Linked DNA regions of Homo sapiens: region 1 is linked to region 2. The links are chromatin contacts, found by Hi-C or POLR2A ChIA-PET in ENCODE. All regions are on one chromosome and are shown on one strand. Each heading gives the region's core, a stretch centred on a gene start or an enhancer-like site at or near the end of the contact. The rest is flanking DNA. Distances are from core to core; before and after follow the strand shown. Region 1 has its middle 46 kb from the start of POLR1D. Region 2 has its middle 83 kb from the start of MTIF3.

Region 1 (5,162 bases), core at 1,653-4,152, 130 kb after region 2:
TATACTTTTTAGTTTCCTTGGAAAGGAACAGTTTTCACTGTCTGGTAATAAAACGCAAGATGCAATAAATTTAATCCAAAATAAGTTACAGTAAAATAGGGCACTTACTAGTTTGAAAGAAAATATTAAATGATTCTGTTAGTTCACAGTGTGGTCAATACCTGTACATATGAACTTCAGTAGGAAATTTAGTCCCAGGAAGGAAGAAAGGTTTAAAGTGTTCCAGCCAGTCTTGTCTCAAGAATTCCAATCGTCTTTTTTTTTCCTCCCTGGTACTCAGAGTTTACACTAGGTGGCATGCAAGGAAAGCTAACAAATTCAGAAACTCGATTCTGTGGGAGCAGGATTCTTTGGTACTAATCACGATAGTGGGTCCAGCTTTGGAGTTAACCATTTGATTTGTGATGGTTTTTCTTTTCTCCTCCCCACCCCAGGATGAAGTGTCCTCTTGCTAGCACCAATAAAAGATTTCTAATTAACACAATTAAAAACACATTGCCCTCTCATAAAGAGCAAGACCATGAACAAAAAGAGGGCGATAAGGAACCAGCGAAGAGCCAGGCCCAGAAAGAAGAAAACCCGAAGAAACACAGAAGCCATCCTTACAAGCACAGCTTCCGCGCTCGAGGTTCCGCCAGTTACTCCCCGCCACGAAAGCGGAGCAGCCAGGACAAGTACGAAAAGCGGTCCAACCGGCGGTGAGGCTGGAACCAGGGCCAGCCAGCCCTGCGGGCCTCCGTGCTCCTTCGGGGTGCGGTGTGCGGAGAAGGCCTGAGCTGGCAGGGCAAACACCTGAGAGTGACTTTGACATTAGGTCCTTTGTTGTTTTTAAAGAGGCTGCTGGCCACAGGCAAAAAAAATGACCTAGCAACTCTTGAGGAAACAAGTGCAAAGGAGGATGTCTTGGCAAGTTTAAGCTACTTCTGCAGTGTAGTAGACTTACATATTGTTGTTTATCTTGTTTGGAAGTGTGTTTCAAAATAAACATGTCTAGAATTTAAAGTTTTCAGAGATTGTTAAAACTGGTTCCAATTTTTTGGTCATTTCTCAGAAAAATAAAATACTTATAAATCCTATATTTTACTTTTTGGGGGTATTACATTTAAAATTTAGAAATCATCAGTCCAGTGACCATATTTATGAAAAGCTGTAGCCCTCCAAGGTCTGGGAATTTATCGAGAAGCTCTTTGATAGCTCTGCATTTGTTTTCCCTTAGGTGAACAATGTAGGAAATCCTCAAAGTGGCTTTGAATTTAATGCTCCACTTCAGTTACCAGAGGTTAAAAATGGGTTTTGTTGTTTCCTGTGCATTCTCAAACTCATTTATTAGATAGAACAATCTTTCTATATTTAATTTTTTTAATATATAGGTCTTAAGTGGTGCTTTAAAAAGAACCCTCACAAGTTAAAAATTAAGAGTTGTTTCAGTGCTAGATCTTACCAGCTAAAGACTTGTGATACCACTATATAGTATAGTTGTTCCAGAAATCTTCATTTTAAATAGAAGTGTTTACAATGCCTTTTTTCCCCCAGTATTGGTTTTCAATACCTGTTTTCATATACAATTACAAACCTTTCAAACCTGTATTCCTTCTTTATACTCAGGAAAATGTCACCAAGCACCCTCCTCCCCAGTTCACAAAAGGAAGAAGATGAAGATTCTGTCTCCCTGTTCCCCCTCCCCAGTTTTCCAAAGTGTCTGAGCATATGCCTGGCTGTCCTCAGATCATCACCATGCCACATCCCTGCTCCCTACTTCCTGGCAGCCAAGAAAAGCCCTTTCTACATGCTAGAAGGAAATACATCCAAAAAGTTAGCATTGGAGTGTTAGAAACTAGAATAGACCTCTCCGCCACCGAGCTGCTGTGTCACGCCCTCAGCCTGCTAGGGAGTGACAAGCCCAAGTCATTCTTGATCCACCCCTTCTCCCACCCCAGATCCCAGGGACTCATCCTGTGACTTTGTAACCACACTCATTCCTTTCAAACACAGAGGAGGAATTATTGCTTCATCTGACTTTATTCAAATCTAGTTATGTATTGGCCTAAATTATTTGTGCAAAATTTGAAATGTTTTTTATTTAAATATTAGAAATAGCACAAAGTCATGGAGTTTTTAAAAATTGTTATAATTAAGTAAAAATAAAGCTGAATTGTGTCATTTGTGTATGCATTCTGTATTTATTCATTATTTATTCATTTATTTTGTTTGAGAAGGAGTCTCGCTCTTTTCCCCCAGGCTGTAGTGTGATGGCACGTATCTCGGCCCACTGCAACCTCCGCCTCCTGGGTTCAAGCGATTCTCCTGCCTCAGCCTCCTGAGTAGCTGGGATTGCAGGTGTGCGCCAACATGTGCAGCTCATTTTTGTATTTTTAGTAGAGAGAGGGTTTCGCCACGTTGCCCAGGCTGGTTTCGAACTCCTGAGCTCCGGTGATCTGCCCGCCTCGGCCTGCCAAAGTGCTGGGATTACAGGCGTGGGCCACTGCACCCAGCCTTGCATTCTGTATTTATAACACACAGACAAGTTCATTATCCTTTAAAAGGGAATGACTGAAATGAACACATTTTTGTACTCAAAATTAAGGGAAGCTTTTTAGCCTAACTATACTTACCTTTCTTAAGTTGTGTTAAACGACAGTGGCCTACAAAACCATTTTCCCTTTTAAAAGCACTGTTCTATTTCAGAAAAGTTTATTGGAATCTTTAGGCTTCTATCAAGAGCAGCCATAATTTCCAGTCTAAAAATGTCAAGAGAAAATTATCTATTTTTTATTCCCTATGTATACAGTAGATGTTAGGGGAGGGATTGGTCATGAGATACATTCACCAGCCACCTCCTGTTTCTGTGGTTAACATACTGGCGCTGCCAAGAGCTCCCATCCGCCTGTGTTACTATCTGATCTCCATTGTAACTATATTTAGAGATCACAAAGCCTGGGATAGAGGTTAGAGAAACTGAATCTTAGTCCTGCCTCTGCTTCTGGCTAGCTTCAGGCCTTATCTGGGTCACTTTTCTGGACTGCATTTTTTCATCTGCAAACTAAGATGTTTGGAGTGAGTCTTTAACTTTCAATAGGTAAAGAAAGAAGTGCAAATAGCCCTAAATTTTAGGAACTGCGTTCCATGCTTCCACTAGAAACCATTAAGACTTAAACACAAATGCAACTTGACATAATTTTTTGTTTTATCTCATGTTAGAAAACAGCCTGTAAGAAATATAAGCAAAAAGCTATGGTTCCTAGCCATATCTGGTCACCTATTGGTGGCTAGTCTTTCTGAATCGCCCATTTATGAAGGGGGAGGGACTTAGGGTAGGTCCCTCTGAGTAGGCAGTTTATAAATTTTTATTTGGAAACACATGTTATAAATCTCAGTGGGTTTTACTTTAGGGCTCAGCAGGCTAAGCACTAAAGGACATTTCCTCAGAGCTGATTCTGGAAGATGGCTGTGGAGTTTTGAATTTCCCTGTGGACTTCTTTTTTGCTGAGAGGTTGGCAGGGGGGCAGGGGGCACATTGGCACATCTGCTTCAAAGCATAAAAAATGCTTTGGGGTAGCATTTATTCTTTCACTGATTATTCAAGTGACTTAGCATGGCACTTACATATTTATTTATTTTTTGAGATGGAGTCTCGCTCTGTTGCCCAGGCTGGAGTGCAAAGGCACGATCTCAGCTCACTGCAACCTCTGCCTCCCAGGATCAAGCAACTCTCCTACCTCAGCCTCCCGGGTAGCTGGGACTACAAGGCATGTGCCACCTGGCTAATTTTGTATTTTTAGTAGAGACGGGGTTTCACCATATTGGCCAGGCTGGTCTTGAACTCCTGACCTCAGGTGATCTGCCCACCTCGGCCTCCCAAAGTGCTGGGATTACAGGCGTGAGCCACAACACCCAGCCCATATTTTTACAATTAGTTACATATTCGTCATTCGTAGAGGTCATGCCATCACCTTAGAATCATAAAGAGTATCTGGTGGATAAGCAGTGCCTATTTAATAGACATTATATGAGGTGGGTTCCTGATGAAATGAAGCCTCATCACTTTCCTAAGGAGTGTTCTGTGTCCTGGGATCCAGTATAGAGGACTCCCCTCCCCAGAGGAGCTGAATCTAGGAAACCCATAAATATTCTCCCTATGAGGTGTTTGTAGGCTGTATTGGAACTGTGTGGACAGTAACAGTGATTGTCTATCACCTGTGGCCAAACACTGTTATATCTTTTACCTGTGTTCAGGTAGTTATCCCACAACCCTATGAAGAAGATGCTACTCACCTTCATTTTACAAATAAGGGAAACTGAGGATAGATTAAAAACTTTGCCCAAAATCACAGAACTAGGAAGTGGCAGAAATGCTAGCTGAAGCCAAGACTCTCTGAATCAAAAACCCATACTCTTTCCTGTACCCTATGCCAAACTTAATCCAAACTCGGCTCCCTCAAAACACAGGACGGGAGGGTCGTCTCAAGGTGTATATGCTCCATGTCTTCCCAATTTAAGAACCTAAAGAACTTTTATAATCACTGCATTTTGCAAGCCAAAATCTACTCCCATAGATCAGAACATGGAAGCCCCAGCAAAGAACATTTGTATGGGGAACTGTTTCCCAAGGGCCAGTGTAGACAGCGATCTGAATCCAAGAGAAAAACTCTCACAACTCTTGTGAAATGGTTAAATGGCAGCTAATGGAATATAGCTATGGAAAACTAAAACCTCAGGTGAAGCCAGTATTCTAGATCTTCCATGTTTGAATTTTTTTTTCTCCATCCATAAGAATAGTGAGATTTGGGAGTAAAGAAATCCTTGGGACGCGGCCTCTTTGATACCATAGAAAACATTCTATAATCCAAGGAATTTGAGAAACTATCTCTTGGAAAGCCATGTCAGCAGATCATAAATTGAGCCTCACCCATGGCTCTTCTGAGTCTAGATACTGAGAAGGTTAGTTTGCCAAGTGGAAACTCTTGTTCTCAACATGGAAAAGATGCCCAGGAAGCATGCCCTTTTACACACAGGAACACATAAAGAGGAAAGTAAATTAATCCCCATTAAACTGGCAAGGCAACACTGAAGGCAGAATTCAAAGGCAACTTATACATTTTTATTTGGTAACCCATGTTATAAATCTCAATGAACATTACCATGAAAAGGCCAATAATAAACAT
Region 2 (4,988 bases), core at 832-3,331:
GCCAGAAAACTTTTTGCCTGGTTTCCTATAAGAGTTTTATAGTTTAGTTGTTACATTTAGATTTTTGAGTTAACTTTTTAAAAACTATGGTGTTAGGTAAGGGTCCAGCTTCATTCTTTTGCATGTGGACATCCAGTTTTCCCAGCATTTGTTGAAAAGACTGTCTTTGCCCCACTGAATGGTCTTGGCCCCTTTGTTGAAAATCATCTCACCATATATGCAAGGGTTTATTTCTGGCCCCCTATTCTCTTCCATTGGTCTATATGTCTATCTTCATGTCAGTACCACAGCTTTGATGACTAGCTATGTAGCAAGTTTGAAATCAGGAAGAATGAGACCCTCAGCTTTGTTCTGGGCCCCTTTAAATTCCATATGAATTTTAGGATGGATATTTCTATTTCTGCAGAAAACATGGTTGGGATTGTGATATTGTACTGAGTCTGTCTTGGGTAGTATTAATCTTAACAATACGAAGTCTTTCAATCTATGAACAGAAAATGTCTTTCCGTTTATTTATGTCTTTTTTAAGTTCCTTCAGCAATATCCTGTAGTTTTCAGTGTACATGTCTTTCATCTCTTTGTTCAAGTTTATTCCTAAATATTTTATTCTTTATAATGCTATTGTAAATGAAATTATTTTAACTTCCTTTTGGGATTGTTCATTGTTAGTGTTTAGAAATGCAACTAGTTTTTGTGTGCTGATTTTGTATCCTGTAACTTTGCTGAATTCAACATAATTTTAATTGCTTTTTAGGTTTTATTCTTATAAATTGAAATGGGGACCCCAGCCAGAGAACACTCTGGACCACACAATCTTTTGTCCTCAACCTCCATATCCCAGTCTCCCCATAGTCCAAAGATTCCCTTACCCTGCACTGCCAGAGGGTTAAAGGGTCAGTTCTAGGCAGCTCCTTTGTCAGGATTGCTGGCCTCCAAAGCCCCACCTCGCTAATTCTGTTTCTTCATTGTCAAATAAGGAGGTCCATCTCTGTCCTCTCAGGTCTTCTGCAGCACTGGATACCATGTGTTAGCTCACGTACCTGAGTTCAGTTTTCATGAGAGTTCATGATGACTGAGGTATGGTTAATCATTTGTTAAATAGTTAGATTTTTATTCCAGAGAAACACCTACTCTACAGAGCGCATATGAAACAGGTTTGCATTGCATGAATTATTTTCCCATTTGAAACCCAGAATCTCACTCAAATGGCTTTCCAACCCATATTGTACTGAAGTATCCTGTTCGTTCCATTAACTATTCACAGAGTCAACTGGGGAACCGTTGTTATTAATTTCAATGGAAGGCTAAAATGCAGTTCATTTTCTGTAATTGCAGGCCCACGGTCTAAAGAGCCAGCAAAAGCTTTTAATCTGAGGCTTTTTTAGAGGAGTATGATCATTATTACATTGAACATCTTTTGAAGGTGCGTAATTATCAAAACCTCAATAACATTGACATTCAAAGAGCCCTATACCATAGAAGCGAAACTCACATGCAGGGAGCAGGACAAATTGCGGTCTGAGTTACCCAGGGATAGAGAAATGGCCACGGGGAAGGTCGACAATGTTTGCACATCTTGCTTTGCTATTTTATTCCAACTGTGAGGCTCTTCATGCCACATGGGAAGGGGACAGACGCACTCCCTTCATATATGTAAGTTGTTTGTGGCCTCAGATATCCAACCCTTCCTGCTGCAGCTTCCCTGACCTCCTGCACCGGGAGCCACCGGCTGCAAACAGGCTGCAAACACCGGGGAGCTGCAAGCGAGGGCGGCCAGTCCATCGAGCCAGCAGAGGGCGCTGAAACGCGGCCCAGTGAACTAGGGACGTCCAGGGCCAGCGCTGACCACTGGTGGTGCCCGAGCTCCCAGGGCTCTGATGCCCGGCTGCTCCAGTCCGCAGAGAAAACTAACCGGACACTCCACTGCTACTTTCTTCCCGATGCTCATGAGTCTCACCTTTGGTGAGGGCTGTCACCCTTTAGCCACAGTTCTGTGAGAGAACCACCTCCTTTTCCCCCATAGGAGGAAGGACAGCGGCAGAGGAGGCCAGGGGAGTGGCTCACGCAGTGACAAGTGACTGCAAGGCCACCCCCACCACACTTCCCACAGGTGGCACCACATGTGCACTTCTGCTCAAAACTGAAGCGGGGTGACAGCACACTGCTTGGCATGGGGACAGAGACAAAGGAGGCAGGCACCGGGGACAGGGTGTCAGCATGTATGTGCATATATATATATGTGTATGTGTGTGTGTATATATATACACACACACACACATATATACACACCCTGTATATATATATATATACACACACCCTGTATATATATATATATATATACACACCCTGTATATATATATACACACACACACATATATATACACACACACATACATATACATACACACACAGACATACATACATATACACATACATACATACATATGTATGTGTATATATATTTTTAGTTAAAATCCAGATCGATGATGCTGGCACCATCACGTACTCCAAATGTCAAAGCCACACGTTATGAGGTTGGTGAGATAGGCCACCCACCCTCACATACTCATTCATCTTCAGCATGTTGCCACTTACTATATTTTGTGTGCACCCGGATAAGTGGATTTAAGGATTTCATTATTCAGTGTTAACTAAATTAATTTGGAAAAAATGTATATGTAGCTTTAAAAATATGGTTGCAAAGAATCTGTAGGTTGGCAACATTAGTAACGGGAGCACAAGTGAACTCAAAGGAAACAGCAGAGCTCTCGCATCTCTTACTCCTAGGAAGGCCCCTTTATCAGCCAGTCCGCAGGAGAAGCAATGATGAGCTCAGCAGATCTGACAGTCTTAGGCCAACCAGAATTTTTTTTAGAAAAGCAAACAAATCTGTCATTTCAAGCAAAAGATGCTGCCACAATAAGTGAGAATGTAATTGTTCCTTTTTTGCCCCCTGGGAGTGGTGGTGAAATAAAAGAAAGAAAATGGGAAATCCTATCTATAAGACCAAGTAAAAATAATCATGCATCGGGCATAGCTCTTACCATGAAGTGGCAGCAGACACATCAGAACCGTGGCAGATCACAGACTCTTTCCAAGTGGCAGGGATTGTCCAGGGAGCGGCTGAGTCAGCAGCAGGGCCTGTCCCACCTGGGCACTATTTCCTTCTTTCCTTTACTGCCACCTCATGTCAGATGGTGACAAGAGGATCATGACAAACAAGAGTCAAAGGTCAGATCAGAAGTCAGAGTCAAAGGCAGGGTCAGAGTGCAGATTTCTGACTCCCTGACCAGTGCTCACAAAGGAATCAAGCCCGCATCTAGTGTGGGCCCTGGCGTGGCCTTGGTGTTAAACACAGGAGAGAGCATAGCATGGTGGGCTCTAAACCCAGAAATCAGACTCCCCCGACAACTTCCAGCTCTGAGACCCAACCTCTCTGTGCCTGTCCTCTCTGACTGTAGAACTGGGAAAGTTAATGAAACTTGCTTTGGAAGCTTGTCGTGAGAAATGAATGGATAAACACATGTGAACGATGCTTGGTGCATACTCAACTTTTAACAAATGTTAGCTGTTGTAATCTTATTTTACCACTGAAGCTGAAGAAACTTTTTTCAGGTTGAGATACTGCATTCCTGGAGTCCTTCAGATCTTTTACCAAATTCCAATATCAAGTTCTCAACTTCCACAGTCTCTGAATCCTGAAGTACACTTGAGAATTTCTGCCAAGATATGCACCTTCAGAGCCAAGAGCAGCAATTAAGAGACCAGTGAAGTTCTCCTGTTTAGACACTACAACGGAAAATTTGAAAGCAAATATCTCAGACAACAAGGATGGCTGAAATACAGTACAAACCAAGAATGCTAATCATTTTCAAAGTCAAAAAGTAAATTGGGACACCGATTTAGCACAGCTTGCAACCTTGCAAAATTCCTGCTCCACAGAACTGTAACTGCTGGCCTCTCCAAAGGTCGGGCAGAATGCACTTTATTTACATTTCATCCAAGCTTGCTACTTTACAATGTGGACTTCCCAAAGGGCAGGGCTGTCTTACTTATTTCTGTGTTTGTTGAATGAATGTTGAACATGGCAGTCTACAGCCATACCACCCTGAACGTGCTCAATCTTGTCTGAACGTTGAACGTGGCAGAGTGCTCCTCATGGGGAAAGAAAATGCGAGAAGAGGTGGGACGCAATTATTTCCTTGTTTTCAGGATGGGCAGTGTGATCAGGATACTAATGTGAAATGTAATGATGCCGAGTCCTTTTGCAGTGGGCAGGGAAGGGTCACTAGGGGTGCCGGTGACTGGTGTGTATTTTTCCACTTGCCAGTTATGTGCAAATGAGTAAGTCATGAAATCTCAGTGTTTTTCATTTATCCAATGGGAGCAATCTATTTGAAACATACCTCACAAGTCTATTATGAGGATCAAATGAAATGTTTGTAAAGAACGCACAAAAGTGCAGAAGTGAAATGGTGTAGTGAGTGCACGGGTGTTAGACACACGCATGGTGTTGTTAGTCATCTGCCACCCGCACTTCTTGAACATGTAAAGATAAAAGAATCAAATCTGCCTAGAAATTATGCCAACATAGGTAAAGGAAAATAAATGACATATTTCTTATACAGGCTCACTCTATCCATTTCAAACCGCAGGGGCCTGGCTAACAACAGCTTTTTTTTCTCATTTCCAAACTTTTGCACTCATTTGTTTCTGCTGTTCTATTTCCATTATGAAAACCTTCAAACATTCCCTTACTCCCGTTTTCTATTCTTTGTTTCCTGGATGGTTTGAAAGCAGACCTCAGACATCATGTCGTTTCATCCACAGGTACTTGCACATTTTGCCAAACTTTTTGTAAGAGCAGCCGAGAACAACTCTGTGGCCTCGGTGTCCAGTCCTTAGCCCTTTGCCATTGGACTTCCCAGCTCTACCCTACCATGGAACCTATTCTCTGAAAAGTCACCAAGGATGTAAACCCAGAGACT

What was found. A loop is a pair of places that touch in the nucleus more often than their neighbours do. ChIA-PET counts read pairs that join two places held with the same protein, here RNA polymerase II (POLR2A). Pooled maps may share reads with other maps.
Region 1: a loop to region 2 is called in a map of heart left ventricle, with 2.5 times the contacts of the local background. The contact joins two enhancer-like sites. A Hi-C loop is called at or near these places in 7 of 168 maps with a recorded cell type or tissue (cardiac septum, gastrocnemius medialis, heart left ventricle and 2 more) and 8 of 50 pooled maps. POLR2A ChIA-PET finds 5 or more read pairs at or near these places in 1 of 52 experiments (T-cell).

The regions. Positions count from the first base shown.
Region 1 is chr13:27,665,252-27,670,413 of GRCh38, forward strand. It overlaps a transcript of POLR1D not described here. Among named protein-coding and RNA genes, the nearest start is that of POLR1D, 46 kb to the left of the region's middle. Within about 2 kb of position 2,903, at least 3 of the 41 ENCODE cell types and tissues checked have a DNase peak (open chromatin) inside an H3K27ac peak, as active enhancers do.
Region 2 is chr13:27,531,475-27,536,462 of GRCh38, forward strand. No RefSeq gene overlaps it. Among named protein-coding and RNA genes, the nearest start is that of MTIF3, 83 kb to the left of the region's middle. RefSeq lists enhancers at 1,533-2,033, 2,034-2,534, 4,097-4,266. Within about 2 kb of position 2,082, at least 2 of the 41 ENCODE cell types and tissues checked have a DNase peak (open chromatin) inside an H3K27ac peak, as active enhancers do.